Regions from separate parts of the Homo sapiens genome. Here regions 2, 3, 4, 5, 6 and 7 are each linked to region 1. Evidence: chromatin loops called from intact Hi-C (ENCODE). Cell type or tissue: IMR-90. All regions are shown on one strand.

Region 1 (4,000 bases):
AACATAGTGGAACCCTGTCTCTACTAAAAATACAAAACATTAGCTGGGTGTGGTGGTGGGTGCCTGTAATCCCAGCTATTTGGGAGGCTGAGGCAGGAGAATCGCTTGAAGCTGGGAGGCAGAGGTAGCAGTGAGCTGAGATCGCATCACTGCACTCCAGCCTGGCAGACAGTGCGAGACTTCGTCTCCAAAAAAAAAAAAAAAGAAAGAAAAAGACTACCTGTTCACCAAGTTACAAATATAATAAAACTACCTTCTTATATAACACGATAAAAGAAAAATAAGGACAAGAATATCCCCAAAGAGGCTGGGCGTGGTGGTTCACATCTGTAATCCCAGCACTTTGGGAGGCCGAGGCAGGCAGATCACTTGAGGTCAGGAGTTCGAGACCAGCCTGGCCAAGGTGGTGAAACCTCATCTGTACTAAAAACACAAAAATTAGCTGAGCGTGGTAGCAGGCACCTGTAATCCCAGCTACTTGGGAGGCTGAGGAAGGAGAATCGCTTGAACCCAGAAGGCAGAGGCTACAGAGAGCAGAGATCGTGCCACTGCATTCTAGCTTGGGTGACAGAGCAAAGCTCTGTCTTAAAAAAGAAGAATATCCCCAAATTAGCCAGGCGTGCTGGCAGGCGCCTGTAATCCCAGCTACTTGGGAGGCTGAGGCAGAAGAATTGCTTGAACCCAGGAGGTGGAGGTTGCAGTAAGCCGAGATCATGCCATTGCACTCTAGCCTGGGCAAAAAGAGCAAAACTCCGTCTCAAAAAAAAAAAAAAAAAAAAAAAAGAATATCCCCAATTATTCCTAGAGGTGGATTTGTACTTCCTACCTTGGGTTTTTCTAATGATGGCAGGGTGCTTTACTGGGCTCCAAGAAAGGCTATGTAGCCCGGCTAGAAGCAAAAGCTCTGTGACTCCTGCTTAAAGCCACTGAAAAGAACCTGCTTAAAGCCACTGAAAAGAACCTATCACAAGAGGACACTCCAGAGGGAAAAGAAGGGAACCTGGTATCTTTGAGGGGAAAAAAATGAGAAAACGGGAGAAGGGCTATTCCCAGGACTAGAAAGAAAACAAAAGCTGGTGCAGGTCGCAGAAGCTGAGTGGGCCTTGGGAGGCTGGCCTCTGACCACTGACCAAGGCTCCAAGCCTGGGTATGACTTGCACACAGGCTGCCTAGGAGCAAGAGTTACGTGAACCTGGACAGCAGGAATGCCATACTATCTGTTCCAGGCCCAAACTGGCGAGATCCTCCAGAATACTGTGCTCTAAATAACAACCTAGGGCTGACCCTGGCGTGAAGCCTCAAAGTCATGTTTAATTTAACTTAAAGAAATAATGCGTTATTAGTTATATACCAGGTTTGTGAAAGAAGATTTACAGCTACTATGCATTTTCCGAATTTTCTAAAATGAATCTACATTGGCTTTATAATCAGAAATAGAGTCAGCAACAAAACTTTATTAACAAAAACCTGTTTTATTTATTATTCATAACCTGCATTAAAGAATGTTAATATCCACACTGGGTGTACGATACCATGGATCCAGAGACCGTTCTGAGCTTTGAGAGAAGAGAGCACTGCTCCTTAAACCCTTGTGGTCTGAAATTCTCACTTGTGCTATGGCAGCCTGTGGTCATGAACATTATTCAAATAAGCCCAGAACCACACAAAACATTTTCTTTGCAGCTTTTCTTCTGATTTAGGAGGCATGACTGGAAAGTCAAGGAGATGCAAAAGGGCTATAAAGGGCACAACCATTTCAATATCAGGTAGTTTTCAAGGTTCCTTCTGTCATCAGAGTCTTGCTTTAAATGAATACTGACACATCTATTTTGAAAGTGTGTTAAATCAGCAGGCAGGGCTGCTTTACACATAGCCATCTCCAATCCATTATCCCTCCTGTTCTCACAGCGAAGTGTTATCTGGCCCTTCTAAGACAAGATTTTCTCTTGCTGACTCAGTTTTGAGAAGGTGAAAATCACAACCACGAGTGGAAATGAAATGAATCATCTTAATAAGCAGCAGTCACCCCCAACCTCCTCCTTATACAACTGACTCAACACCTCCTTCTCCAAACTACCCCTGGCTGCTCTCACGAAGTGGGCCCCAGGCCTCCCCTAGCTCTCCTCCCAGGAAGACAGCATCTTGACACCATAGGCTGCCTCCACTCCTCCGCAGTGCCGCAGCACGTGGGTTCAGAGCAAGCTGAGCAACACAAAATGAGCACGAGAGAACTTGCCTTTTCCATCTGTTGCTGATGCTTCTTGTAAATGTCTGATTGACCTAAAAATAAACATTTAGAGAACAAAAAGTTAGCTGACAAATCTGCACTCCTCTCTATTTCCAGCTCTAGTAACTTGAGGCTGAATTTCTCAATTACATGCTGAAAGGTTGGACTACATCACTTTAGAGCACTCTCCCTAAAACGGGTAGAGGGGGGGAAATGGTTGATATCAACACGTCTGAGGTAAAGTCGCCCTCTGCTGGCCAAATCTGTGGCAATAAGTCTAGCAGGGACCAGAGCGTGAGGAGAAAACAAAACTCCATCATTTAATGCTCCTGTTAATCTCTCACTCCCACAACCACCCCCTACCCAACACTCCCATGACAATGGAGCATCACTGGGCTCACCTGCCACCAGGAGAGAATAAACCCTAGAAGAAAGTCACCAGCTGACTTCTAGAGTCTAGGTCTAAGAGCTGTGAACATACAGCACCATGCAAACTTATCGAGTGGAGATTTTTAACACTGCTGAAAAATGCCAGCCTCCAGGGACACTGTCTGGGGCTGTGATGTGCTGGTACCTAATGACCATCATTACATTTCAGGCAGAGGAACATTAACATTATTACAGGAGCCGCAGGTGAGAGGTGGAGGCACCATGAAAAGCCACCAACAGAGAGACTTCCCTGAGGGCTGAACAGGGCACAGGCAGACAGGCTGTGTGAGGGAAGGCGGCTGTGGTCTGACACTGTCACTCACTCTTGTCAGCAAATCAATTACTCTTCCTAAATCCTCCGTAATTTGCCCACCTGTGAGAGGGGCTATCTGCTTGAGAACTGAATGGAACACCACACGAAAGCTAACCAGTACACTGCTGGCCCTGAAGCAATGCTGGCTGAATCGGGATATTTACAAGTATTATTATTATTATTATTATTTATTTATTTATTTATTTATTTTGAGACAGAGTCTTGTTCTGTCGCCAGGCTGGAGTGCAGTGGCATGATCTTGGCTCACTGCAACCTCCGCCTCCTGGGTTCAAGCAATTCTCCTGCCTCAGCCTCCCGAGTAGCTGGGACTACAGGCACATGCTACCACGCCCAGCTAATTTTTATATTTTTAGTTAAGATGGGGTTTTGCCATGTTGGCCAGGATGGTCTCGATCTCTTGACCTCGTGATCCGCCCACCTCAGCCTCCCAAAGTGCTGGGATTACAGGCGTGAACCACCGCGCCCAGCCTAAAAATATTATTAATCTTGAATCACCTCTCCAGTACTTACTGACTTTTTTCATTTTACAGTAATTTTTAGGATATTTACCTTAAGGAATTTTGCCATTTGGAATCTGCTCATTAGTGTTGTAATTAACAAGGGGCAGGAAATGGCTGCTTACACCTCGACAGCTTGTTGGGGTTCCTTATATTTGACTATTCTGATAGTGGCATGTGTAAAAGTAGGGTGTGAACCTCTGTTCCCTAATGAGGTGCTCTTTTCGATCTGGAAACAATGCTGGACATCCTATGTTAGATACCCGAGTGACTAATTCCTGTGCAGGACGGCAGGAGGCTGCAGTGAGGAGGAAGAGTCATTCATATTCCACTGGGTGCGGTGGCTCATGCCTATAATCCCAGCACTTTGGGAGGCTGAGGTGGGAAGATCACTTGAACCCAGGAGTTTGAGACCAGCCTGGGCAACATGGCAAAACCCTGTCTACAAAAAATTGGCTGGGTATGGTAGTGTGTGCCTGTGGTCCCAGCTACCCAGGAGGCTGAGGTGGGAGC
Region 2 (4,000 bases), 220 kb after region 1:
TGGAATTTCCCGTGAACGTCTCCTTCCTCCCCCGTATCTGCCGCCTGTCACTTCGCCACCGTGCTAGAATACTGTTGTGTTGTAAGATGACTAATTTTAAAAGAACCTGCCCTGAAAAGTTCTTAGAAACGCAGTGAAAGGGAGGAACTTGTCCTTTACCCAGTTTTTCCTTTGTAGGATGGGAAAGTATAAAAAGGCACAGAAGGTTGTCATGGGCTGTTCCTTGGGGGTTTTTATCCTGCTCACCGTGGAGATAAGCCTGCGGCTTGTCTAACCAGCGCAGCGCAAAGGTCTCGATGCCTTTTGGTAACATCCGTCATTGCAGAAGAAAGTTTACACGACGTCAAAAAGTGACGTTCATGCTAAGTGTTTTTCCAGAAATATTGGTTTCATGTTTCTTATTGGCTCTGCCTCCTGTGCTTATATCATCCAAAAACTTTTTAAAAAGGTCCAGAATTCTATTTTAACCTGATGTTGAGCACCTTTAAAATGTTCGTATGTGTGTTGCACTAATTCTAAACTTTGGAGGCATTTTGCTGTGTGAGGCCGATCGCCACTGTAAAGGTCCTAGAGTTGCCTGTTTGTCTCTGGAGATGGAATTAAACCAAATAAAGAGCTTCCACTGGAGGCTTGTATTGACCTTGTAACTATATGTTAATCTCGTGTTAAAATAAAATATAACTTGTGGCTCCGTGTCACGGGACTGTTTTGTTGCATGAAGATATGACCCTAGTTGTGGAAGCAGCCTGGTGTCATTGGAAGCCCCCTGGGCTGGGGAGCTGGCCCCTGGGAGGAGCTGGAGACCTAGATAGCTCTCAGTTCCACCCCCATCCACGGTGGAGGGGGAGGCTCTCAGACCGTGGTGACGTGGAATTCGGGCTGATGTAGTGCGAGGATTGCGAGAGGCTGCTTATGGCCAGGAGTATTTTTTGCATGCACATTCAACTGGTTGCTGCTCTAGCTCTTTGGGGACCTCATTGCTTGGGGCTGGGGCAGGAGGAGGTGGTGAAATGAGGGCACACCTGAGTTTCATTATTTATCTGGTATCACCAGTGCTCAAGCCGGTACTCCTGGTGGCGTGGCTGGAATCACTAGTTTCTGTGAAGCTGCAGGCAGTGCGGAGCTGTTTCACGTGGACAACTCGAAAGGGCAGCAGCCTTGTGCCTGGCACTGGCTGGACATGTGCAGTGGGAGGCCCCGTTTCCACAGCCAGCTTTGAAAATTTCACCCTGGCCTTTTGGGGGAAGATAGGATTGGTTTGTGCCCACACTTCTCTGTGTCCCAAGGGTTTTTTTTTTTTTTTTTTTAGCACTGTTTTAGGAAAACAGTTGTCCAGGAAATGACATATTCGCAGCTACACCAAGTGCAGACCTGGCAGCTCTGCTGATGCCAAGCATCCTCACTTGCGGAGGGCAGGAGGTGAGGGCACCAATATGGGGCCATTGGTAACCTCTAACCACAAGTGCGTGCAGTTGGCTTCAAGGCACCATTGAGAATTGCTGGTTCCCAGTGTGACACAGTGTGGCACAAGGGAACAAGGTGGATCTACTGTTATCCTACCCGAAACCCTCTCCTCTAGGTTGTCAGCAAAAAAGTCCACTTGGGAAGAATATTTCGGGACTGCGCCCAGCCGTCTGTGGGGCGGAGACGGGCTGTCTCCACCTGTGAACCCCCCCATGCCCCACCCGCCCCTGCCGAGCCTTCTCCAAGAGCCGCACCAGCGCTGAGAAGCCTAGAACAGAGCCTGCTGGTTTGGGGCCCCCATTTCCGCGGGTGTGGACATCACAGAGGTCGGGAGCATTGGGGGCGACTAGTTTGTTTTCTGCTGCACTGGGGAAGCCTCTTGAAGTAGGAAGTTCCTGACTCACCGGCTCCGGGGAGGCCACAAGCCTGTGGGGCCGGCTCCTCCAGCGGGTCAGGAAATACCGGCCCGCCCCACGCCCTCCACCCGCCCTGGGCACGCCCGGGCCTGGGAGGCGGCTCCTCCGTCCGCAGAGGTGGTGGGGACCCCTGGCGGGAGCAGACGGCAGAGCGCAGCAGTGGAGGGAGCAAGAAGGGCCCCCTGCGATGAGGAACGAGATGGCGGTGGACAGAGGCAGGATTCGGTCGTGCCCCCAGCTTTTTTTAAATTGAAGCGAAAGACTCAGAAATCGTGAAATGTATGGGACAGCCTGGAAGCTCCACTTTGAACTGCTGCTGCCAGAGAAGGATGGTGGGAAAGAGCCACCATCCAGACGGGTTCCCTGGCTCTGCGCACTCGCCTGGGGGAGGCCTCCTTTTCCCTGGTCCTAAAACGCTTTCCCGATAGGGGAGGCAGGGATCTGTGTTGCCAGCGCCCTCTGAGACCCGGGATGAGCGTGTGAAGGCTGCCAGCAGGCACGTGGCAGCCCCTTGGTGTGTCAGCTGCTTCTCCAGGGTCCCACTGAGTGCCCATTCGGCCTTGACTTGAGCACTCCTGCCTCCCGTTAGACCTCCAGATGGTATAGTGACCTCCGCCGGGGACATCTCCGGACCACAAAAGGTACAGAAGAAGCAGAGGAAGGACCCTATCCTTGTCCTCAGAGCTAAGGGGCCGAAAGCTGTGGGAGGAAACACGGACCCACTGTCCCCGTCGGGGATGGGGAAGGCTCCCTTCCTCCCTGCGGCACCTGCTGGACGGACGTCTCAGCCTAGGACAGGGCCGCATCCCTTCAGTCCGCACAGCCCCTGGCTGCCACGCTGTGCCGAGCCCTGCCCTTGAGAACCTGTTTCCAGTTCCAGCTCTCCACAGGCCCCCTCATCTAGGCTGGTCCCGGGTCAAATCGAAGGAAGGAATGGAGGCTGCACCCTGAGAAACCCTGGGACACCCTTCCAGAACATACATTGCCTAGGCTGTCTACTGCTCCTAGCTTTCCCCAAAGGCGTGTGTTTCTTCTGCGCCCAGCTCACCCTTGCTCCGTCCAGGTAGCAGGTGTCTCTCTGTGTAGGTGAAGTTGCAGAAGGGACGAGCCAGAGGGGGCTGTGATTCCGAAACCTCTGCTCACTTCCCCCAAGGCTCTCTGGGGCTCAAAATTAGGTAGCATTAAGACCCTCAGGATAATTTATGTTTGCACTGAATTTAAAACAGAACAAAGGTAGGAACTACACTTTTTGGGTGGCTGCGCCTTGCAAATGTATTCGGATGCAGGTTTGTGAGCAGCGCCATGGCCGACAGAACCACAGGCAGGCGGCAGGTCTCCTGCAGCCTCCCCCACGGTGCAGGGGCGCCTTTCCGGCTCCTCTAAGAAGCGCTGCTGAAGCCACGCCCTGGCTTAGCGCGGAGGAGGAGCCACCGTGGGGCACCGTGGGGAGCGAGGCCTGAGCCCCGCCTCCCCAGTCACCGAGCACTTCCTGTCCCTGCTCAGTAATCAAGCACAGACTTCAGATCTTGGCATCTCAGTCTGAACTCCTTAAAAGCCAGGTATTTTAAAAGAAACGTTTTAAGGCAAATTGGTACCTATTTCCAGCCCACCTTTCTGTAGTGCAAGAACTGTCTCCAAACCTCCTAAATAAATCTTCCAGACAAAACTTTCATTCTCATTTTCCATGTTCAATGTCAATCACGTGGATTGACACATATCTAACCTTCAAATGTAAACAAAGCCAAAAATATTGCTTAGAGATTCCCACATAAAGACAAAGGTTGCTTTTTCCTCTTCCGGGAACGCTGTCTACAGGCACTCAGCATGGCCCAGTTTCCCAAACCGTCATAGGCTTTCCTAGAATACAGCCTCTAACAGCACTAGGCCGGCCCGAACCCCTGGGAAGAGAATCGTTTACCTTTATACCAAGATTGGGAAACTGCCAAAGTCTGCACATGGCATGGGCCTGGGCTGACTCCGAGGGGTTTGTGCTGTGAGACCTAAAGCTCCTATGAGACTGCCCCAAAGCAAAAACATGTCAGCAAGCGGCCAGGCGTGGTGGCTCACGCCTGTAATCCCAGCACTTTGGGAGGCTGAGGCAGAAGGATCACTTGAGCCTA
Region 3 (4,000 bases), 340 kb before region 1:
GCGTTGCTCCTGCCCTCCCAGCAGCGGGTGGGGCACCCCCCTCCCTCAGCCTCCGCAGGTCCCTAAGCTGCATTTGCAGCCCGAGGCAAAAACTAAATGAAACTGAGGGTTTGATGTCGGGGGAGGAAGTGACAGGGAGAGAAGGAACCACAGCTGCAATCCAGTGAGCGCTCACTCCAGGCACAGGACAGAGGTCAAGTCCACCAGACATGGGTTTGAGTGGCTTCAGCTCTCTAGCATAACTGCTCAGCTGCAAAATAGGGGTGCAAACAGCCTGCTCCCCACAGGGCGACTGTAAGGATTGGGTGAGATGCTGGGGGAAGGAGCCCAGAGCTGGGCACCAAGCATGTATGTGCCCACTAAGCTCTGTGCACCGCTGCTATGGCTGACCTCAGCCAAGTTCCTGGCTTGCTAAGCCTCAATTTCCTCATCTGTACAACCTGACAGCCCTCTGGGTTCTGACCCTCCCAGACATTGGGCTTTCTTCCTGGGAGCTGCGCCTGGCAGGCAGATCCTGGCTGAATTCAGCCTCCCCTAGTCCCAGCTCCACCCCCACCACATCCCCCAGAAAGGGCCACGGCAGGTTTCTCCAGCTCCCTGGCAAATGCCCACTGCCCTCCAGCCCTCCTTCCCCGGAAGAGACACCTGGGAGGAGGGAAGGTGGCCTCGCGTCAAGGTACCAGAGCCACCTGGCTTTCATTGGGATGGCATTCTCTGTGGCCCCAGCCACAGCCATCTGTCCAGCTTCCAGCAAACAGGCCAGCCTGGGCGCTCACTTGACACTAAGGAAAACTCGTGCTACTTGAAAACGTCAGAGCTGGAATGACAACAAGAGCGGCTACTATGTTCACAGTCACAGGTGCATCCTCTCAAGGTGGAGACTGCCATTACCACCTATTTACAAAGGAGGAGGCAGAGGCTAAGCGGCCAGCCGAGGTCACAAGCTAGCGGCTTCAAACCCAGCCTGACTGCAGGCCACTTGCTCTTCCCTGCACTAGGCCTTCCACTCCCTGGCTCCTAGGAGACCTCAGATCTCCCCTTCACTCTACACACCTTCCAGAAAACCAGCCCCCCAGTGAGTCATGGCCAACCTGCCCACTATTTCTCTGGAGAGCCTGTGTGCTATAGCTCAGGCCTACTGCCCCGTGGAAGATTCCCCTGCAACCCCTCGCTGACATTCTAACTCAGCTGAGCTCGGTTTGTCTTTGGTGATGGACGAAGGGCACATTCATTCATTCGTTCCACTCATATCAAAGTGCCTATGGGTGCCTGGTCGACCCCAAGTCTGGGGAGGGAGCCACGCCCTGGAAGATCAACTTTGCCCAAAGCTACATCAGAAATCAGAGCCTTAGACTCTGAATTCCAGCGAAGTTACCTCTTTCCACATGGGTGCCTGGTGCCCACAGGCAAGCCACTGACTTCAGGGACTGTGTAGTCAGTGCTCAGATGAGGCATCTGGTTGACCTGGCTGGCCTCCCAGCAGGCCAAAGATGAGATGGGCCCGGGTTGGGAGGGGGAAGCGCTTGTGCAGCAGGCTGTTTTGGGCCTGGCTCCACCCCAAGGCTCCTGCGGCCCTGGGCCTGCTTCCCAAGCACTCAGGAATGGAGACTGTGCTGAGAGTGGGGCCTCCCCTTCCCTCTCACGACGTGTCTGCCCCCGCACCGGCCAGGCGCTCAGCAGGCAGGAGTCACTATTCATTCACTTGATCCACCCCCACAGAGCAGAACCAGAATTACTTCTCAGCATGGTGCACAGATGGCCCCGCCAGGACAGGGTCCCGCCCCCACCCCCAAACTTCCCCGCCCTAGGCCTTGGGCCTAAGGGGTCTGGGAGGGAGAGGGAGTTTGGAATGGAGACTCCTCCAGTTCCTGCTCCTAGCCAAGCTTCCCAGTCCGTGTGGCTGCTTCTCCCTCCCTCTCATCAGAACCTAACCCCAGGCACAGTTATTGTGCAATTGGACCCAGGCCCAGCACCCAACAGTCTACAGAGCCCTTAGCAGCCGCACAGTATCTGCAAATGTTTCCTGAGCCCTCAGCCCCAGCCAGCTCTAACAGACTGAAGCTTGGGGGCCAGGCACTTTGGGTGGCTCGAGCCTGTAATCCTAGCAGTTTAGGAGGCCCGAGGGAGGAGGGTCGCTTGAGCCCAGGAGCTCGAGGCCAGCCTGGGCAACATGACGAGTCCACATCTCTGATAAATTTTTAGAAAGAAAAGAAAATGAAAAGGAAGCTTGGGAATCTGGAGGCTGAGCCAAGGCCTCACCAGCTCTCCCCATCACTGGGTTTGTGCTTGCTGGGAGCGGGAGGATCAAAGCCCAAGTCCCCTAGGTCTTGATCTACCCCTGGGGAGAGAACAGGTCTGTTCCTGCCCTGAGACCTGCAGCCTGACTCGGCTGCTCGGGAGTGGACTCTCCACTTCTCAGAGAAGAATACTGAGGCCAGGCCAGCCCTCCTCAGGAACAGCCCTGGCCGCCTGGGAGAGGAGTTTCCTCTCTTTCACAATGACCCTGCCTCCCTGGAGGGCGCAGCCGCCCAGGGGCCAAAGGCAACAGCAGCCCGAATAGAAAATATTCCTGGCACTGCCCCTCCCACAGAGCCCAGCCCAGGCCAGCAGGAAACCCCGCCGCGAGGCCGCCAGCCCCACCGGGGAGGGCCAGGTGGCTGCCGCCCCCTGCAGGGAAGGGAGCCAGGGCCACCATGCCCATCTGTCCAGGGTAAACTGAGGCTGCGGGGAAAGCGATACGTCCAAGCCCCAGAGGGGCTGGACTCCTGGTTTTACGCAGAGAAATAGAGGTGGAGACAGACGGCGAGTCCGAGAGAGGGAGAGAGAATCGGGAGCCCCCCCACACGCTCCGGACTCCCCAGGTCTCCATGTGGGGGCTTCACGACACAGAGGAAGCCGGATCCGACAAGGAGTCCAGAAAGGACCCGGCTGCGCAGGGAACAAATAACCCGAGCCGCTCTTCGGACCCGGGGACTCGCGCCCCCGGGGACTCGCGCCCCCGCCGCGTCCCCCACGCTCCAGAAACCTGGAATCCGGTGCCAGGCGTTTGAGCATCGGGAGCCCCTTCCCTCCTGCCTCGGTCCCAGTCCCCGGCGAGTGGCGATCGGGGTCCGCCCTCTGCCTCCGCGGGCCCCGGGGCGGGCGTCTTCTACGCCTCCTCCTCTGGGCCCGGGAAGCGGGTGCTCTCGGCTAGGGAGTGGGCAGCGAGAGGGGCCGAGGGCTCCTTACCGGGCTCGGGCAGCGGTGGCAGGCGGCAGAGCAGGACTGGCAGGGGTGCCCATCCCAGGTTATAAGCACAGGGCCCGGGGGCAGGGCCGGTGACCGGGGACACGTGGCGGGGACGCGCGCCACAGACCCCGCCCCCGGGCCCGGCCCCCGCCTGGAGCCGCTCAGCGTTCACAGCCACCTGCAGATGGGCGGGGCCCGCCTCCCCAGGCCTCGTCCCCACCTCCCCCCGCCTCCCACCAGGTCCGGGCCTGGGCCCGGCGCCGGCTCACCCTCCCAGGGGCGCGCCGGCGGGGGCGCAGGCGGCTCGCGGTTCCTGGCCCTGGCCCGCGGGCTGGAGGCGCCAAGGAGGGCGGCAGTGGCTGCGACCCATGTAACTCAGGGGCGGAGGGTGGCCGCAGCCGTCCTTCGAGAGACTTGCCTCCTGGCCCTGGGGAAGCAATTTAAACGCTTCGCGGTGGGAGCCGGGATAAAAGTTCCACTGGCGCAGGGAGCTTCGTGCTCACTTCTATCCGGTGCCGGCAGCCTGGGCCTTCTGCAGCCCCCAGAGCCCCCTCCCTCCCCAACCATAGCCTCTGGTAGCCGAGTAAGGATGAGAAAACCGAGGTGAGCCGGCGCGGGAAGGCCCGGCTTTCATCCCTTAGGCCAGGGCTGATTGCTGGCCTGTCTTCTCAGAGCCTGGCACCTGCCCAGACTCCAGAGGGCACCCAGTAAGCAGTGAGTAAAAGACTGTCTGGCTGCGAACCCACTAGACAGGAGGGAAGGTTGAGGTTCA
Region 4 (4,000 bases), 65 kb before region 1:
GGGCTTCGACAGAGGAAAAGTACCCAGGCCAACTCTCTCTCTGCCCAAAACTGTTCCACGTCTCCAAAGGCCTTTAAAAATAGCCCAGCCCAGCACCACAAGGGCCAGTTCCTAACAAAGCTTTGTTGACTCAACTTCTCTTAAAGTTGACAGATCTGCCCGGAGGAGGGGGCCGGACAGGACTATCACCCCAGGCCCTTCCCATTTAGAATCCACCATCATGGGCTTCTAGCAAAAGCCAGAAAAAGACACCCAGCAGAGCTTTTTTTTTTTTTTTTTGGAGACAGAGTTTCCCTCTTGGAGCAATCTCACCTCACCGCAACCTCCGCCTCCCAGGTTCAAGCGATTCTCCTGCCTCAGCCTCCCGAGTAGCTGGGATTACAGGCATGTGCCACCATGCCCAGCTAATTTTGTATTTTTAGTAGAGATGGGGGTTTCTCCACGTTGGTCAGGCTGGTCCACCCGCCTCGGCCTCCCAAAGTGCTGGGATTACAGGCGTGAGCCACTGTGCCTGGCCCAGAAGAGCTCTTGGCACGAGCTCTGAAGTCTCTCACTAGCCTTGGAGCAGGACAGACCGGAGTTCAAGTCCTGGCACTGCCTGGTCACTAGCTGTGGGATCATGGGAATGCCACTTTGCCCCTCTGAGCCTTAGTTTCCCCATCTGTAAATGGAGATCGTAGCAGCACCCAGCCTGGTAGAGCAGTTGTGGCAGAGTCGAGGTGCTAATGATGCCAAGAGCTTGGCACGTGACATGCTCGATGAGCAGGAAACCTGGCTTCACTCCCCTGTCCCACCATGATGGAGGCATCCCGTGCAGCCCATGCCCACCACTCCTGATGGAGCCCACGGTGTCCTCACCCTCCCCCGGCACAGGGACCCAGGAAGTCCACCTGCTGGCGGCTGTGGGCCACATCTGGACTTAGCTTGAAGGAGTCCCCAGCGAATCTCACAAAACAGCAGCCAGACTGGAATGGGCCACCCACCTGCCCACCTTGGAGAGAGGGTGAGAACAGCCCCTGTGCCCAGGGGCTTCACCCCTTCCAGGTAGCAGCTCTTGGGATGTGAGCTCCATGCTGCAGGATTCCACAGGAGAAGGGCCAGCACCTCGCAGCAGACTAGCACCCGCTCAGGAAAGCCCCCTTTGTTCCAAGCATGAGGGGTGAGGGGCATGGAGCTGAAGCGTGGGCTTGGACAGACCTGCAGACGTGCCCAGAAGGCCGATGGAGTGGGGGGAAGCGGGGAGCAGAGGTTGTGCAATGCACCACCAGGAGCTGCCTCCCCAGCCTCCATCAACACATGGGGCTGGCGGTCAAGCTGCTGCCTCCAGGGGTGGTGCAGAGGGCCTGGGCCCACGCAGCTGCCCGGGGATGGGTTCTGAATTCCAACCCAAGCCCAGAACCACTGTCCCCTTCCAAGTCAAACACCCAGGCAGAGGTCCTTCCAGACCCCGATGCTGAAGCCTTCCCTCTGGCAATCCCCTGGGTGGTCTGGACCCATTACCATTAACCCCTGGTATGCCAGGGCACCTCCGGAGAGGCTGCAGGGAAGGGGGAAGCCTGGTATGGAGAAACTAGGACTGCAAGGGGACTGCAGAGTTGTGAAGTTAGGCAAGTGGAGGGAGACACACTGAGGCTGATCTGGAGACGCCCAGAAAGGACAGGCCATCCTCCTCCGGGCAGCCCGCGACAGCTAATGATCACACGCGGCCCAGATGACCCGGGCTGTAGAAACCCACTTCCCGGTGTGGCAGACAGAGATGGGGCCAGGGAGAATCCAGCCTGTAAGTGCTGCAACCCACAGGGTGCCGGGGACCCTTCACCGCCGTCACCGCACGACGAGCGCTGTGCCAAGTCTCGCCACCCCCCCCCCCACACGAACGGGGCCAGGGAGGGGGCGACAGGCCAATCTCGCAGCAGCGGCGGCGGCGGCATCGTGATGCATGAATCACCAGCCCCGCGCGCTCGTGCCAGTCGGCTCCGCGCAGCCGGGCGCCCCCTCCCGGGACCACCGCCCCACCCTGGCAACAGCCCCTGCCCGTTGGGACAGCTCTGCGGAGAGGGGGCCGCCAGGGGGCTGGGGCTGCCCCTCCGGACCTAGGGGTGGCGCCGCGCACGCCGACCGGCGCGCACTCCCCGGGCTGGGGGTGCCAGAACAATGGGGCCGGGCGGGGGGCAGGGGCGCGGCCCGGGAACCTCCGAGGGGTCCACATTGGAGGCCGGGCGGGGAGGACGGAGCGGAGGCGGCAGCGCGGAGCGGGTAGCGCGCGGGTCCGGGGGGCGGGGGCGGGGGCGGTGGGTGTGGGGGTGACCGCGGGGCGCGGGCTGGGGGCTGGGAGCACTCACAGTAGGTCTTCCTGGTCAGCTCCTCCACAACTTCGGGCTTCAACTTGCTGTTGGATTTCCCCATCCTCGGCGGCCGCGGCCCCCGCCCCCCCGGGCCGGACCCGGTTGGGGCGCCCAGCAGGAGCGGCTGGGCCGGGCGGGCCGGGCCGGGGCCGCGCCTTTGTCTGCGGCGCCCGCGCTGCGCTGCGCGGCTGTCGGCGCCGGGGCGCCCGGGGCGTGGGGCGGCCGCTGGGCAGGCCCGGGCGGTCCGGGCGCCGCGGCGCGGGGCTGCCTGGGCTGGGCGCCGGCGCCGGCGCGGTGTGGCCGCGGTCGTCCCTGGTTACTGGGCTCCGCGGCACATGCTCGCTGCTGCCTCCCGCCTGCCGCCGCCCCTGCGCTCCCCGCCTCCCGCCTCCCCCCTCCCGCCCGCACCCGCGCGCCAGGGGTGGACCCGGAGCCGCCACTCAGCGCCCGGCGCCACCTCCCGCCCCGCACCCGCCTGGCCGCGGCCTCCGCCAGCTGGACCCCGGCCTCGCCAGCCAGCCGGAGGGGCGTCCCCTCGGCTCAACGCGGCCCCAGGGCGGGGCAGCCACCCCCGCCACCCCCTCCCCGAATCCAGCCCTGGCGCTCCGGCCCCCGCCGCGGCGGGGAGGGCCCGGAAGATCGGATGTGAATGAGGCCAGGTCCCGGCCCGGAGACATTCATTCATTCGACACGGATTCATGGGGTGCCGGGGACACGGCGGCCCACGGGACAGGAGTGCCCCAGCCCTCGCAGGGCGGGCAGGGGGCTGTGCGGGATGCGGCAGGTAGCGGTGGGAGCACCTACTCTCGGCCTGGGGGCAGGAGACCTCCAAACCCAGGGTCAGGAAGGGAGGTGGATGGAGAAGCGTTCTGGCCCAGGCAACCTGGAGAGGCGGGGAGGCCTGCATGCCCGAGGGAGAGTTCCCCGGCTTGCGGGCTTGCGCACGGCTGCAGGCACAGGGGACCTGGGAGAAGGGCAGGGCCCACGGGGCAGGCCAGGAGAGGCCCCTCGCCGAGGAGCTGGGCCCCTGCCCACCAGCGCCCATGAAAGGACTTCAGCAGAGAGTGATGGGTCAGAGCTGCTGGAGTGACAGGTCAGAGCTGCTCAGAGCTGTTTCTCTGAGCCGAGGCTGGGGTGACAGGCTCCACCTGAATGGACAGAGGCCAGTGGATTCGCGTAGGGGGGTGTGGTTCAGGTGGTAGGTCCAGCATGGCCTTCCCGGTCCACCTCATCCAACATATCATCATATCTTGAGAACTCTCCTATCCTTTTCGGCTTTAGTTTCTCTCCTTCACATCCATCACAAACGTCACCTATGTTTTCTGCATCCTGTTTGTCTCTTCCATGGGAGAACACCCTCCCAGAGGGCAGAGGCATCTCCATAACCCAGAAGGCCGCCTGAGGTGTTACCCAGCAAATCTCTGTGAATGAGCGAAGGACGGAGGAAAGAATGACACCCGGTGCTGGGGCCCTGGGGTAGGGGAGAGAGCGGGGAGGATGAGGCAGCCCTCCCCGGGGCTAGCAGGGATGAGGCAGGAGTGGGGTCTCTTTCTCCCTTCTTTCCACAGTGTTCTAACCTCGGAGGGTCCAGAAAGCTCAGAGGAACCCTGAGCAGGGCCGAGTGCCTTCCAGCTCCCAAATATCTCTCCTGCCTC
Region 5 (4,000 bases), 580 kb before region 1:
GGTCAATATACAGTGCTGGACTACACTGCATCCCCATGGGAGATGCAGAAAGCCCTTTGGACTGAATCTGCGGGCTGACCAGGAGGTGATGTGGCCTAATAGTCACAGGCGTGGCTTCTGGGGTCAGACACTTGAAGGGAACCCCACTCTGCCACTCACTGAATGAGTGATGTGGCAAATTATTTACTCTCTCTATGCCTCTGTTTTGTTGTACTTCACATGGACATTGATTAAAAGAGCATTGGGGGAAAAGATTGGGGGGTAGTATCCACTTGTGGGTTTGTGAGGAGGATTTCTGGAATACATATGTTTAAAGCCCTAAGACCGGCTGGACTCATGCCTGTAATCCCAGCACTTTGGGAGGCCAAGGTGGGTGGATCACCTGAGGTCAGGAGTTCAAGACAAGCCTGGCCAACATGGTGAAACCCCATCTCTACTAAAAATACAAAAAATTAGCTGGGCGTGCTGGCGGGTGCTTGTAATCCCAGCTACTTGGGAGGCTGAGGCAGGAGAATCGCTTGAACCTGGAGGCAGAGACTGCAGTGAGCCATTGCACTCCAGCCTGTGCAACAAAAGTGAAGCTCCATCTCAAAAATAAAAATAAAAATAAAGCCCCAAGCCCAGGGCTGGCCCACAGAAACTGCCATGGCTGTGTTTGCATGTCTTTGATTAGGGGGGCTGCAATCTCAGGAAAGGGGCCTTAGGCCTCTGCTGGAAATGCAAGCAAAGTAAGAGGTTAGGCTTTTCAGCATCATGCCTCCCTCCAGCGTGCAAATCACAAGTCACATCCTTTCACCCTGGTATCCCAGGCCCTGGCAGCACACTTCTGTGGAAACAGATCTGTGGGCAGACCAGAGGCACCTTGGTCTGCAGTTACAGCCAGCTACCACCAGGTGGGTTCTGGAGCCTGGGATGGGGATCCTTGGATCTGTTAGCTGAGACTTCACAGGACAGAATGACCCACAGAAAACAATTTCGATTTTTGTTCAAGGGCCTCACTGACCTCTCTGAGTTCTGACTCTGGGAGGCTCTACTTCAGGAAGCCAGAATTATTTCCTGGGAGTCTCAACATGTGGGCAGGAAAAGCACCTGCCTTTTCACCCCTTGGCATCCAAGGGAGGGGGACTCAGGACAGATAGGCTTTGGTCAAGGGAACAAGAGGCCTGGATGGGGGCTGCATGGGAGGGGGGAATGCAGGGGCCACCGGAGGCATTGGGAGCCTAATGGTGGGGTGTCAAAGGAGAAGCGAGGTTCCAGTGGGAGGAGAACCAAAGGTGACTTCCCCCACTGGCCTGAGGGAGTGAACCCCAGATGGGGCCTGCAAGTGAACTCATCAGGTGTCCAACCCTGCCTGTGCCTCCATTTCCAGGGTCCAAGACAAATCACTCAAAGTAAGGGGGTCTTTAGGAGTACACCCCTGAAGTTCCAAGTGGGGCTGGGCTGTGTGTCCAAGTGTAAATTCCCAAGTGTCTGCAGGTGCACATGTGTGCACACGTGTGCTGGATGAAGATGCAGAGTTGTATCTGCGGGATGCCAGGAAACCACACACCCAGTGGGTTGGACGATGACACCCTCATGGCTGGTGTATGCTGGAGCACAGGTGTGAACTCACACTCCCCTGCACGCACCTCCTTCCTGGAGAGGAGAGGTGAGACTGGCCCTATAGGAACCATGAAGCCCTCTGGCTTTAACTAGAGGTCTTCCTGCTCCCTGGTCTTCTTCAAGAGGGTCTGGAAATGGGTGCCCAGAACATTTGGAGAGTCTAGGCATTGGGAGGGCACTTGGTGGCCATTTTGGCCCATTCCCACTGGCTGCTTGAACTCCTTTGAGTTGGCCATTAAAATGAAAAAAAAAAAAAAAAGTAAATATTTGGGAGAAGTTACAAAATAAGGCACTGATGTTTGAGCCAGCTGGAAACCGGGAGAAATCTGCCTGGCCCCTTTCAAGATTTCCGGTTGCTTTGCACTGTGGCCCATCTCACTGAGCTCTGACATCCCAGTTGTGACAGAGAGAATTTTCCTGTACACACCAGTAAGTGGAACAACGCTTACCCGCCCCTTTCCAGCTTCTAGACACTTTCTATATTTCCTTCCTACAGATAAAAGTGTCCACCCATTCAGATGCTAAATGATAAATGTTCCAAGTAATTTTTATTTTAGAATACAAGAGAGGTACAAATGTATTTACAGTTGTACATATACAATCAAATAATAATATATTACAGTTTTGTAAATATCATTTTAGATAAATATTTACAAGGTTAAAGTGACCATCTTCTGGAAGTAGAACGCAGTTTCTTGAAAACTCTATACATTTTATACTTTTCATTAATATTATAGTTTATTTTACAAAACGCCCTACGGGAATCCTGGTAAATGACTGCAAAGTGTGAGAGGCGACACCAGAGGGCGCGCACGGCCCGAATTTGAGGAAACGGGCAGGGACCGAGGGAAGTGTGGGCAGACTGGGCGGAATTCCCGGGACTGGGCACAGCTCGGAAGCGCTTCGTGGCCACAGAAGCCACCTTAACCTCTCGGGCAGCGGTTCCAGTCTTGCCCTCCTCTCGCTGGAGTGTGTGTGTTGGAAGGGGCTGGGGGTATATTTCGCCTTCCCAGGCACGATGTCACAGCTGAAGGGGAGGGGGCATTGGTCCAACTCCTTCATTTTACAGATGGGGAAACTGAGGCCCAAAGAGGTGCAGGGTCTTGCTCGGGGTCCCACAGAGGATTTCCATTGTGCCTCCACTCTCAACGTGCCTGGTGCACTGCAAAGAGCTCCTTCCTCATCCGTCCCCAGGAGCCAGGTTTGGGGGTAAGCTGGCCTAAAGGAGAGAAGGGCCCAGAAGATGCATCTCTCCGGGTCTCTTCCCGCTGCCGATGGACCCCAGTAGCCCGCACATGTCAAGGTTGCGTAAGGACTCCCGACACTTCAGGACACCAGTCCCAGGGGCCGGAAGAGGAGATGGCGCCCCCACAACCCCCGCGCCCGACCACACCCGGACAAGGAGGTCGCCCTCCCTTCATTCCGAAGCACAGGACTCTCGGTGGCGGAGGAGGGGACTCCCCTTCCTCTGCTGAGGGGCCCTCGGGGGCTCTAAGTCCGCTCTCCTGCCACCCACGAGGGGGATGCCGGCCTGGGCGCCCGGCTCTACAGCAGCAGGGAGACTCGGGGGCGAGGCCAGGCAGGGGGACCCCCTCCCAGAGGAGGCGGCCGAACAGCCGCACCAGCTGCGTGGCCTGGGTGAGGGACGCCGCCCTCAGTGTCCTCATCTGCGACACGGGCCAAGGCGGGGGTGCCTGAGATCCGCCTCCGGGGCGCAACCCCAGCGCGCGGGGCTCCGCGGCGGCGCCGGGCCGGGGGTTGGGGCTGGAGGGCGAGTCGCGCTGCGGGGCCGGGGTGCCGGGGACCCAGGAGCGCGCGGGGCCCGGCGGGGGCGCGGGCGCGCTCACAGCACCATGGCCGGCAGGTGGTGCGCGGCGGCGGCGGCGGCGGCGGCGGCGGCGGCGGCGAGCGCGGGCGCGTGCGCGTGCGGGGCGGGCAGCGCGGGCGAGTGTGCCTGCAGCGCGGTGCTGGGCGGCCGGTGCCGCGCGCTCTTCTGGTGGGCGCGCAGGCCGGCCAGCTGCGAGTAGGCGCTCTGGCACACCTGGCACTTGTAGGGGCGCTCGCCCGTGTGCAGGCGCACGTGGTTGCGCAGCGTGGACGACTGGCTGAAGCGGCGGTTGCAGAAGCGGCACACGAAGGGCTTGTCCAGCGTGTGGATGCGCATGTGCGAGCGCAGGTTGCTGCGCGAGTTGAAGCCGCGGTGGCAGATGACGCATCGCATGCGGCCCGCGGGGCCAGCCGCCGAGTCCGCCGGGTGGAAGTCCTCTGGCCGCGGGGCGGGGCGGGGCGGGGGAAGGGAGACGGAGAAGGGGAGAGAGCAGCCCCGTTAGAACCGGCGCCCCGCAGCCCGGGCCCTCAGCGCCCCCAGCCCGGGGCCGGTCCGTCCTTGAGGGTGGGT
Region 6 (4,000 bases), 240 kb before region 1:
CCCAGGGCCCTGCTCCATGTCCACCCACGCTCTGGGTGTCCTTGGGCAACTTACTGAATCCCCCTGTGCCCGTTTTCCTCTGGAATCCTCTGCCCAGAATGCAGGCCAGAATGTCCCACCGCCAGGGGCTGCTACCCCCACTCCCCACTGTGGGGATACACACCACACACACACAACACGATACACACACCACACACCACACTACACACACGAAACACCATACACACATACCACACACAAACATACACACCAAGCACTACACACACCACATACTATACACACCAAACACCATACACATACCACACATGACATACATACCAAACAACACACACACCACACCCTATACACACCACACACCACATACACACCACATACTACACACACCACACACCAACATACACACACAGCACACACACACCACACACTACACATACCACACATACCACATACACACCACACACCACAAACATACACACACACAGCATACATATCAAACAACACACACACCACACACCACGTACACACCATACACTACACACACCACACACCATACACATACCACACACAACATACACACTACACACCACACACCACACACAATACATACCACAAACCACACTACACACACCACCATACACACACCACACACAATATACACACCAAACACTGTGCACACACCACACACCACACACAATACATACCACACACCACATACACACCATGCACTACACACTACACACACCACACACACAACATACACACCAAACACCATGCACACACCACACACACACCAAAACTATACACACCACATACACAACACATACAACATATACACCAAACACTACACACTACACACACCAAACCACACACACAACATACATGCCAAACACCACACACACACACACACACCACATACACCAAACACCATACACACACCACACACACAACATATATACCAAACACTACACACACCACACACACCAAACACCACATACCACATACACATCACATGCTACACACCATACACACAAACACCATGCACACAAAACACCATACACACACACACACCACACATTCACACATACGCACCACACACTACACATCATACACACACACTACATACACATCAAACAACATACACACACCACACACAAACATATACACCAAACACCATACACACATCACACACTACACACAACACCATACACATACACACAACATACAAACACTACATACACACCCCACATACCAAACACCACATACCACATACACACCACACACTACACACCACACACACCACATACATACACCACACACAAACACCATGCACACCACACACACAACATACACCAAACACCATATATATAGACCACACACACACAGAACACATACATGCACACACCAAACACTATACAACATACATGCCAAACACCACACACACACACCACATACTACATACACACATCACATACACACAGAACACATACATGCACACACATCCCACACATGACACATACACCACATACACACACTACACATTCGCACACTCACACACATGCACACCCCCCTCTCATCTTCCTCAGCTTTCCCCTGAGAGCCCCTGTACTTCCCGCCACGCCGGGGGCCAGGCCTTCCGAGCTGCAGGTCGGGAGGGGTGATGGTTTCTGCTGTGGAACCTTGTTTACCACAATCTCAGCCTAAAGTGCTCTAGTGCAGGACGGCCCTGAAGCTCTGTGACAAGGAGGACAAGGAGATCCCCGGGCACCAGCTGCTGCCCAGGGTCCCTCACGCCGCCCCCTCCCCACTGTGCAGAGTCCCACACACCACACACACCACCAAGTGGGTGTCCAGGCTCTGGGCCTTCACGCCCCACCCCACCCCACGAGGAAGAGGCAGATGGTGTCACTGCAGGGCCCAGGGAGTCCCCATGAGGGTGCTGGGCTCAGTCCCAACCCTGTAGCCCTCAGAGCGCTCCGAGCCCAAGGCCACAGGGCTGTGAAACAAGGCCCTCCTGACCAGGAAGGAGGCCGGGGCAGCCCAGGCGGCAGGCCTGGTGGGGAGAGGCAGTGCTATCAGAGGGGATTTGGGTGAGGCTGACAGGCTCAGGACTGGTCCCTGACTGACCAGGGCTGTGTGTGGCAGTCAGGGGCTGGGTGGGTCCCACCTTCCACTGTCTCCCACCTCCCAAAAGCGCAGAACGGCTGCTTGCTGTTAGCAGAATCCAACGCAAGGTGGCGCCATAGTCAAGGGCCGGGGACCTGGGTCGGGGAGGGTCGGGGGGCCAGGTGGGCAGGTCGGCAGCTCTGCACCTGGGGATCCAGAGGGGCTCCCAGAGCTCCCACCCAGGTCCTCCCCTTGCCTAGGTGGGTGCCATCCCTGCTTCTACCTGCCTCTCCCTGAGTCCTTTTCTGGGGCCTTCCAGGGCGTCCTGTGGCTCACAGAGCAACAACCAAGACTAGAGACGCCCCCCAGGCTCCTGTCAGGCTTTGGTGACCTGCCACTTGCTACCAGACACCAGACAGCACCCTCCAGAGAACCTCAGCCCCACAGAGGGGAGGCGGTGCTCCCAGCCATGCAGGAGCCCAACGCCGAAAGAAGCAACTGAGGCAGTGGCGGGGGCTGAGGAGGGATCTTCTGGGTGGGGCCGTGGGGTTCACAAAAAGGCAGAAGCCAGGCATCCACCACATTTCCTGAGCCCTCCTAAGATGCCAGCCCTGTGCACGCGTGGGGTCCCACTGAGTTCCCACAGCAGCTCCATGCAGAGGGGCTGGTACAACCCCGCTGTACAGACAGGGAAACTGATGCTCGAAAGGAGATAGAAACTGTCCTGAGTTACAAAACCAGGAAGGGCCAGGGCAGGGTTCGGCGCTGGGCAGCTGACCCATGGTGGCTATCGGCCCCACACCGTGCTCCTGCCCCAAAGACAAGCCCAGAAAAGCTGCTTTGGCCAGAACCACTGAATCCATCCTCTGTGGGAAAGTCAGGGGCATGGGGAGAGGCGGGCTGACCACGAAGCCCCAACCCACAAGGACCCCGGGCTGCCTCAGCCCTGGCGATCACACCCCCAGATGCTGATGGGCACAGGGGGGCAGGGCAGGGGTCACACTTGTCCACATTCTGAGTCACATCCTGGCTGTGTGACTTCAGGCAAGTCACTTAACCCCCTTGGGCCTGGATTGCCCCTAATCAAAAGGGGCAATAACACCATCCTGCAGGGTTGACAATGGGATGAACCACCTGGCATGCTGCTGACAAGGAGCATGTGCCCCGTGGGCCTGCCACGTGCAACCCAGGGCACTGGAACATGAGTGGGGACGCCTCCCAAGCCAGCCCACCCCACCTCCCCAGTCCCTCCCCAGACGCAGCTTCACCTCTGGCAGGGCACGGCAGGCTGGCATTCTCTCCGGCCACTCGCTCCAGCAGGCCGCTGGTCTCATCAGCCCCCCAGTGTGGTGGCTCTGTAGGGAGGCAACATGGCCACACTCCTACCTCGGGCCCAAAGCCTGGCACCCCTCAACCCCTGCCTCCAAGGAACCCAGGGCCAATGGGGAGGGTGTCCCCTTCTAGAATCCCAGCCCCTAGCCTCCTGGCAAGTCCAGTCAGGGCCAGGGGTACTGGCTCACCCTGCAGGGAGGCCCCATGGTGCAGCCACCAGGGCCGAGCCCCACATGCTGGGGAGGCTGAGCTGTACCCTCAGACACAAGGGGCCATGAGTGGTCCCTCTCAGCAGTGGCTTTCCAAGCTTTTATTTATTTATTTATTTATTTATTTATTTATTTATTTATTTATTTATTTTAAGAGATGGGGTTTCACTATGTTGGCCAGACTGGTCTCGAACTCCTGGGCTCAAGCGATCCACCCACCTCGGCCTCCCAAATTGCTGGGATTACAGGCATGAGCCACTGCACTCAGCCCCAAGCTTGTTTTAAATTCCTAATAGTGAAACTGCTAGCACCACTGATCCAGAACTTTCTATGCGCCAGGTGCTTCACACACTCTC
Region 7 (4,000 bases), 130 kb before region 1:
CCTCCTCTGATCCCCCTCTCCCCAACATGGCAGGGCCCATGCATACTGAGCAAACACGGGGTTACTTGACCAGAGGGGGAAGAGGAGGGCTCTCCTCTATCCCAGGCTCCAGGCCAAGGGTGACTCGGGGGAGGGCAGCCACACAGACTGCCACCTCTCGGGGTGCCTGCTGGGAGCTTGCACAAGAGCTACTCATCTCCCCACCTTCCCTCCCGACGCAACCCTCCATGTGGTCAGCAACCAATCTCTAGGCCCCCTGCGCCTGGCCCATCACAGGTGCAAAAGTCAGATGAGGTGAATGAATCATTTGCCTGAATCCCTGAGCCAATGGAGGTAGGGACCCAACCGGACATGCTGCAGCGCACACACCTCCCAGGGGTCCTCAAAGTGTGATTCACAGACCCGCAGCAGCAGCGCAGCCCAGGAACTTGTTAGGAACTCAGATTCCCAGGCCCCTGCCCAGACCCTCCTAATCAGAAACTCGGCGGCTGGGCTGGCAAGCTGGGTTTGAAGCAGCCTCCAATCCAGGTGATTCTGAGACACACTTGACTTTGAGAGCCACTGATCTAGGCCAATGGTTTTCAGACATTTTTAAAGCAGCAGCCGCCCTCTCCAGATGAAACAGGCAGGTCAGGGGATGTCGTGGGTGAGGCAGTGGGCGGGGCCTCACACCACTCAACTCTAGGCCTCGCAGAAACACTCCTGCAGATTTTTCTGGTTTAAAAGTATACTCAAGGTTCTCACTTTGCACATTCTTTCTCTCTCTTTTTTTTTTTTTTTTTTTTGAGATGGAGTCTCGCTCTTGTCACCCAGGCTGGAGTGCCATGGTGTGGTCTCAGCTCACTCCAATCGCCGCCTCCCGGGTTCAAGTGATTCTCCTGCCTCAGGCTCCCATGTAGGTGGGATTACAGGCGCCTGCCACCACACCCAGCTAATTTTTGTATTTTAGTAGAGACGGGGTTTCACCATGTTGGCCAGGCTGGTCTCGAACTCCAGACCTCAGGTGATCCGCCCAACTCGGCCTCCCAAAGTGCTGGGATTATAGGCATGAGCCACTGCACCCGGCCTACACATTCTTTCTCTTCAGGAAACTGGGAAGACAACACCCAAAGCCAGAGAAAGGGTGTCACAAAGGGAAGAAACCTAAAACGAAACGGAGAAGAATGTAAACAGACAAAGCAACAGGCCCACACAGGGAGGCGAGGACAAGTCCAGGAAGCGTGTTTAATTGGCGTGACATGGACGACATACAGCAGGAGCTTGGGGAGGCTGGGGCATGCTACACGGCCCCTGTCCACCCCTGGGCCTCGCCCTGACCCTGGCCCCAGAGACACACACCGGCAGGTTCAGACAGGACGGCACCCCAAAAAGAGACTCAAAGGGGGCTGGGGAGGCAAGCAGGAAAGGAAATAACCACAACCAGAAGACATTGCCTTTTGTTTGTTTGTTTTTGCAAGCATTATACCAATTTCTCCCCCAAGTGGCAGGCTCCGGGTGGGAGGCAGCAGCAGTCCAAACCGCTACTCTTGGGCACCGTCCTCCACTTCTGTGAGGGGCTTTGATGATGACACTCACATTTGGGTCTCACCAGGCCCCTGCGAGGCAGGCCCAGCAGAGACTCTTGCTCCCATCCAAGGGATGGGGAAATTGAGACCCAATGAGCAGAACTGACTTGCGCAAAGTCCTGAAGGAAGCCAGCCACCGAGTCAGGCTGGGAGTGAGGTGGGCCTCCCTGGGGCCGGGAGCCACTGCAGGAACAGGGACAACAGGGAATGTGCAGACTGGGGAGGGCGACTCGGGGCTACCCCATCCTGGAGAAGGGGCAGAGCCTGAGCCTGGATGCTAAGATGCCAAGACAGAAGATGGGACCAGCTGTTTATTCAACAAAAGCCTTTTATTCATTCAAAAATTAACCATTGGGTTTATTCCGCAGATATTAAAAAAAAAAAAAAAAGAGGGGGGCAAGGCTTCCCATCACAGTGCCCTTAAGTTAATTCACTTGCTATCCAGGGATGGCCTAGCAGAGGGGTGTCTGGGAAACGCTGCCAGAAATGTGGTGGCCCAGGGCCTCTGAGGACTCACAGCCCCCTCCTCGCCTCCCCGCTCCAGCCTCCCTCCGGACCACCCGTCCGGTGGGGTTGCAGCCCCCAGGTGCGTTGGCGGCTTACCACCACCAGGGGGCGCGCCGCGCTTCCTTAGCTCCCTTAAAATTAAATGCTGAAACCGCGCTGGGAACAGGGTGACTTTCCGCCTGGCGGGTGGGCAATGGAGGCTTTTTCCAGAGACAGCCTGCCTCTCCAGGAAGGGATCCCAGGCATCCCGACCTCCCCACCAACCCCCTCCGAAAAAACACAAAGTTCCTGAAACCCCAGGTGCACTTGTCTAGGAAACGGGCTGTCAAACTGAAAAGCATTTCAGGGGAAGAGATGTCAGTACAGAGGGTGACACGTACGCTTGCCTTGATGTTATTTTAAACGTGGCCTGCTTAGATCATGGAAAATCGGAACATTCTCCTAAGTCACCATCAACACAAAGTGAGGAGCAGACGCTACGAGGAAGAGGACAGGCCGTGGCCGACTGGCCGCCTGGGGCTGGTGCCTGCCCTGGCCCCAGTGCGAGGCTCTGCAGAGGGACTATGGGCGTGCCCTCTGCATCAGAGCATCTGAAGCGAGCCGCATTGGGTGGCAAACGCCGCTGTGGAGAGGCGCACGGGCTGCTCAGGAGGCACCTGGCTCAGGATTCTGCGGCATCACTGCAGCCAGAGGCCTGGGGAGAGGAGGGGGCAGAGATCGGTCCCTGCCAGGCAAACTCTAGTGAAAATGGCCAGTGTCCAGCACCCCGCCAGGGCCGGGAAGGGCGGCCCTTCCGGCAGCTCTGGGCTGGCTCGGGCTGTGGGCCCACCGGCATGCTGGGCTGCGGTCCGCAAGCATACCATCTGCTAAGGCCAGAAGCCACACCTGTGGCTTCAAACCAAAAGGCCAAAGGGCAGGACGATGGAGGAAGGCCGGACACACCGAAGGGGTCCACATGCTTAAGCCCAGACACCCTCAGCCACAGGTCAGGTTGTACAACAGTGTCAGTCCCATTGGACCAGAGAGGCAAATCGAGCCTCAGGCAGAGGCCAAAGGAAAGTAATTTGACCTGGGAAAGACCTCCCTCATCCTCTCAGCCCAAAGCCACCATGTTCGTTCCCTGCCCCAGACCCCAGGTCAGAGCCCAGCTGAGAAACTTCAGCCGTTGGTGCTGAGTCCCAGGTCGCCCGGGCCAGCAGCTGAGCAGGGAGCCGACTGGCAGGGGCCTCAAAGAATCCACCCTTCAAAGTGGCCTGTGAAGGTGGAACCACTGACCCCATCCCTGCAGGATGTTGGTGGGGGAGGGGGGGTTACCGTGGGGCCAGCGTGCAGTCCTAGGGGGCTGCCAATGAACGCCTCAGGGGGGACGCTGGGGTTGGCTGAATGCTCCAGCCAAGGGGAACAGCCACGCAGCCCCACACGGCAACGTCACTACGGCAGAGGCCTTCCTCGGGCTGGAGGCCTGCTTGCTGAGGGTGGGAACCGAGGACCAAAGTGTCCCCTCTAAAACATGGGCTGATGGGCTGTTGACTCTGCAAAGCAGCAGCAAGAATTCTAGACCCAGGCCTGGCCCTGACAGTCTGGGAAGCGGCTTCTCACCTCAAGCCTTCCCTGTGCAAGGACTCCTTCTGGGTCCCAAAGAGCGCTCAAGGGTCTGGGGGGAACCAGGAAATGCTGCGGGAAGGGACAAGGTGTGCCACATGACACATTCATCTGCTGGAACTGACCCCACACACCAGCAGCCACGCAATAGGGGCTGTGCTGTGACTCAGACAGTCCCTCGGGCTGCTGGGGTCAAGCAAACTTAACCACAGCATCACCAGCCACAGGAAACTGAACCCCAGGCCTAGAGTGACATGATGTCGGCATGGAAAAGGGCCTTCAAGACCAACCAGCCCGGGCCTCCTCGCTCTGCAGATGGGGCAACT

What was found. A loop is a pair of places that touch in the nucleus more often than their neighbours do. Peaks named below come from ENCODE experiments on the same cell type or tissue, not always from the same donor. Only the 100,000 strongest peaks of a DNase experiment are listed, where the experiment ranks them.
Region 2: it touches region 1 in a loop (3-fold over the local background); 74 of 110 quality-filtered maps call a loop at or near these places.
Region 3: it touches region 1 in a loop (12-fold over the local background); 5 of 110 quality-filtered maps call a loop at or near these places.
Region 4: it touches region 1 in a loop (6-fold over the local background); 18 of 110 quality-filtered maps call a loop at or near these places.
Region 5: a loop joins it to region 1, with 15 times the contacts of the local background. A loop is called at or near these places in 15 of 110 quality-filtered maps.
Region 6: it touches region 1 in a loop (17-fold over the local background); 75 of 110 quality-filtered maps call a loop at or near these places.
Region 7: it touches region 1 in a loop (15-fold over the local background); 107 of 110 quality-filtered maps call a loop at or near these places.

What each region holds. Positions count from the first base shown.
Region 1 is chr9:130,105,776-130,109,775 of GRCh38, reverse strand. It overlaps GPR107 (G protein-coupled receptor 107), which reads right to left. Exons shown (of 18, transcript NM_020960.5): 14 at 2,237-2,280. Among named protein-coding and RNA genes, the nearest start is that of GPRACR, 36 kb to the left of the region's middle. In IMR-90, CTCF peaks have their summits at 2,480 (motif pointing left) and 3,777; DNase peaks (open chromatin) are centred at 2,125 and 2,445; H3K27ac peaks cover 187 bases.
Region 2 is chr9:129,883,874-129,887,873 of GRCh38, reverse strand. FNBP1 (formin binding protein 1) reads left to right here. Exons shown (of 17, transcript NM_015033.3): 17 at 1-687. Among named protein-coding and RNA genes, the nearest start is that of MIR6855, 16 kb to the right of the region's middle. RefSeq lists a silencer at 1,849-2,098 and enhancers at 2,289-2,338, 2,389-3,070, 2,869-3,178, 3,170-3,464. In IMR-90, a CTCF peak has its summit at 2,025; DNase peaks (open chromatin) are centred at 3, 313, 1,933 and 3,323; H3K27ac peaks cover 524 bases.
Region 3 is chr9:130,444,224-130,448,223 of GRCh38, reverse strand. It overlaps ASS1 (argininosuccinate synthase 1), which reads right to left and starts at 3,263. Exons shown (of 15, transcript NM_054012.4): 1 at 3,229-3,263. RefSeq lists enhancers at 456-1,123, 1,793-2,460 and a silencer at 3,341-3,460. In IMR-90, no CTCF peak of the experiment used is centred here; a DNase peak (open chromatin) is centred at 1,583; H3K4me3 peaks cover 815 bases; H3K27ac peaks cover 1,942 bases; H3K27me3 peaks cover 140 bases.
Region 4 is chr9:130,171,070-130,175,069 of GRCh38, reverse strand. It overlaps NCS1 (neuronal calcium sensor 1), which reads right to left and starts at 2,666. Exons shown (of 8, transcript NM_014286.4): 1 at 2,343-2,666. The coding sequence starts at 2,406. RefSeq lists enhancers at 392-1,302, 2,764-3,552 and a silencer at 2,600-2,689. In IMR-90, a CTCF peak has its summit at 2,013 (motif pointing left); a DNase peak (open chromatin) is centred at 2,699; H3K4me3 peaks cover 2,159 bases; H3K27ac peaks cover 1,785 bases.
Region 5 is chr9:130,681,115-130,685,114 of GRCh38, reverse strand. PRDM12 (PR/SET domain 12) reads right to left here. Exons shown (of 5, transcript NM_021619.3): 5 at 2,132-3,867. The coding sequence ends at 3,446. Among named protein-coding and RNA genes, the nearest start is that of EXOSC2, 11 kb to the left of the region's middle. RefSeq lists enhancers at 2,783-2,952, 2,998-3,673 and silencers at 3,103-3,342, 3,823-3,922. In IMR-90, CTCF peaks have their summits at 886 and 2,396 (motif pointing right); DNase peaks (open chromatin) are centred at 2,434 and 3,774; H3K4me3 peaks cover 974 bases.
Region 6 is chr9:130,341,808-130,345,807 of GRCh38, reverse strand. It overlaps HMCN2 (hemicentin 2), which reads right to left. Exons shown (of 98, transcript NM_001291815.2): 25 at 3,372-3,458. Among named protein-coding and RNA genes, the nearest start is that of HMCN2, 78 kb to the right of the region's middle. In IMR-90, a CTCF peak has its summit at 2,222 (motif pointing right); no DNase peak of the experiment used is centred here; H3K27me3 peaks cover 221 bases.
Region 7 is chr9:130,234,503-130,238,502 of GRCh38, reverse strand. It overlaps NCS1 (neuronal calcium sensor 1), which reads right to left. Exons shown (of 8, transcript NM_014286.4): 8 at 1,200-4,000. Among named protein-coding and RNA genes, the nearest start is that of MIR12126, 4.9 kb to the left of the region's middle. RefSeq lists an enhancer at 992-1,551. In IMR-90, a CTCF peak has its summit at 2,167 (motif pointing right); a DNase peak (open chromatin) is centred at 3,842.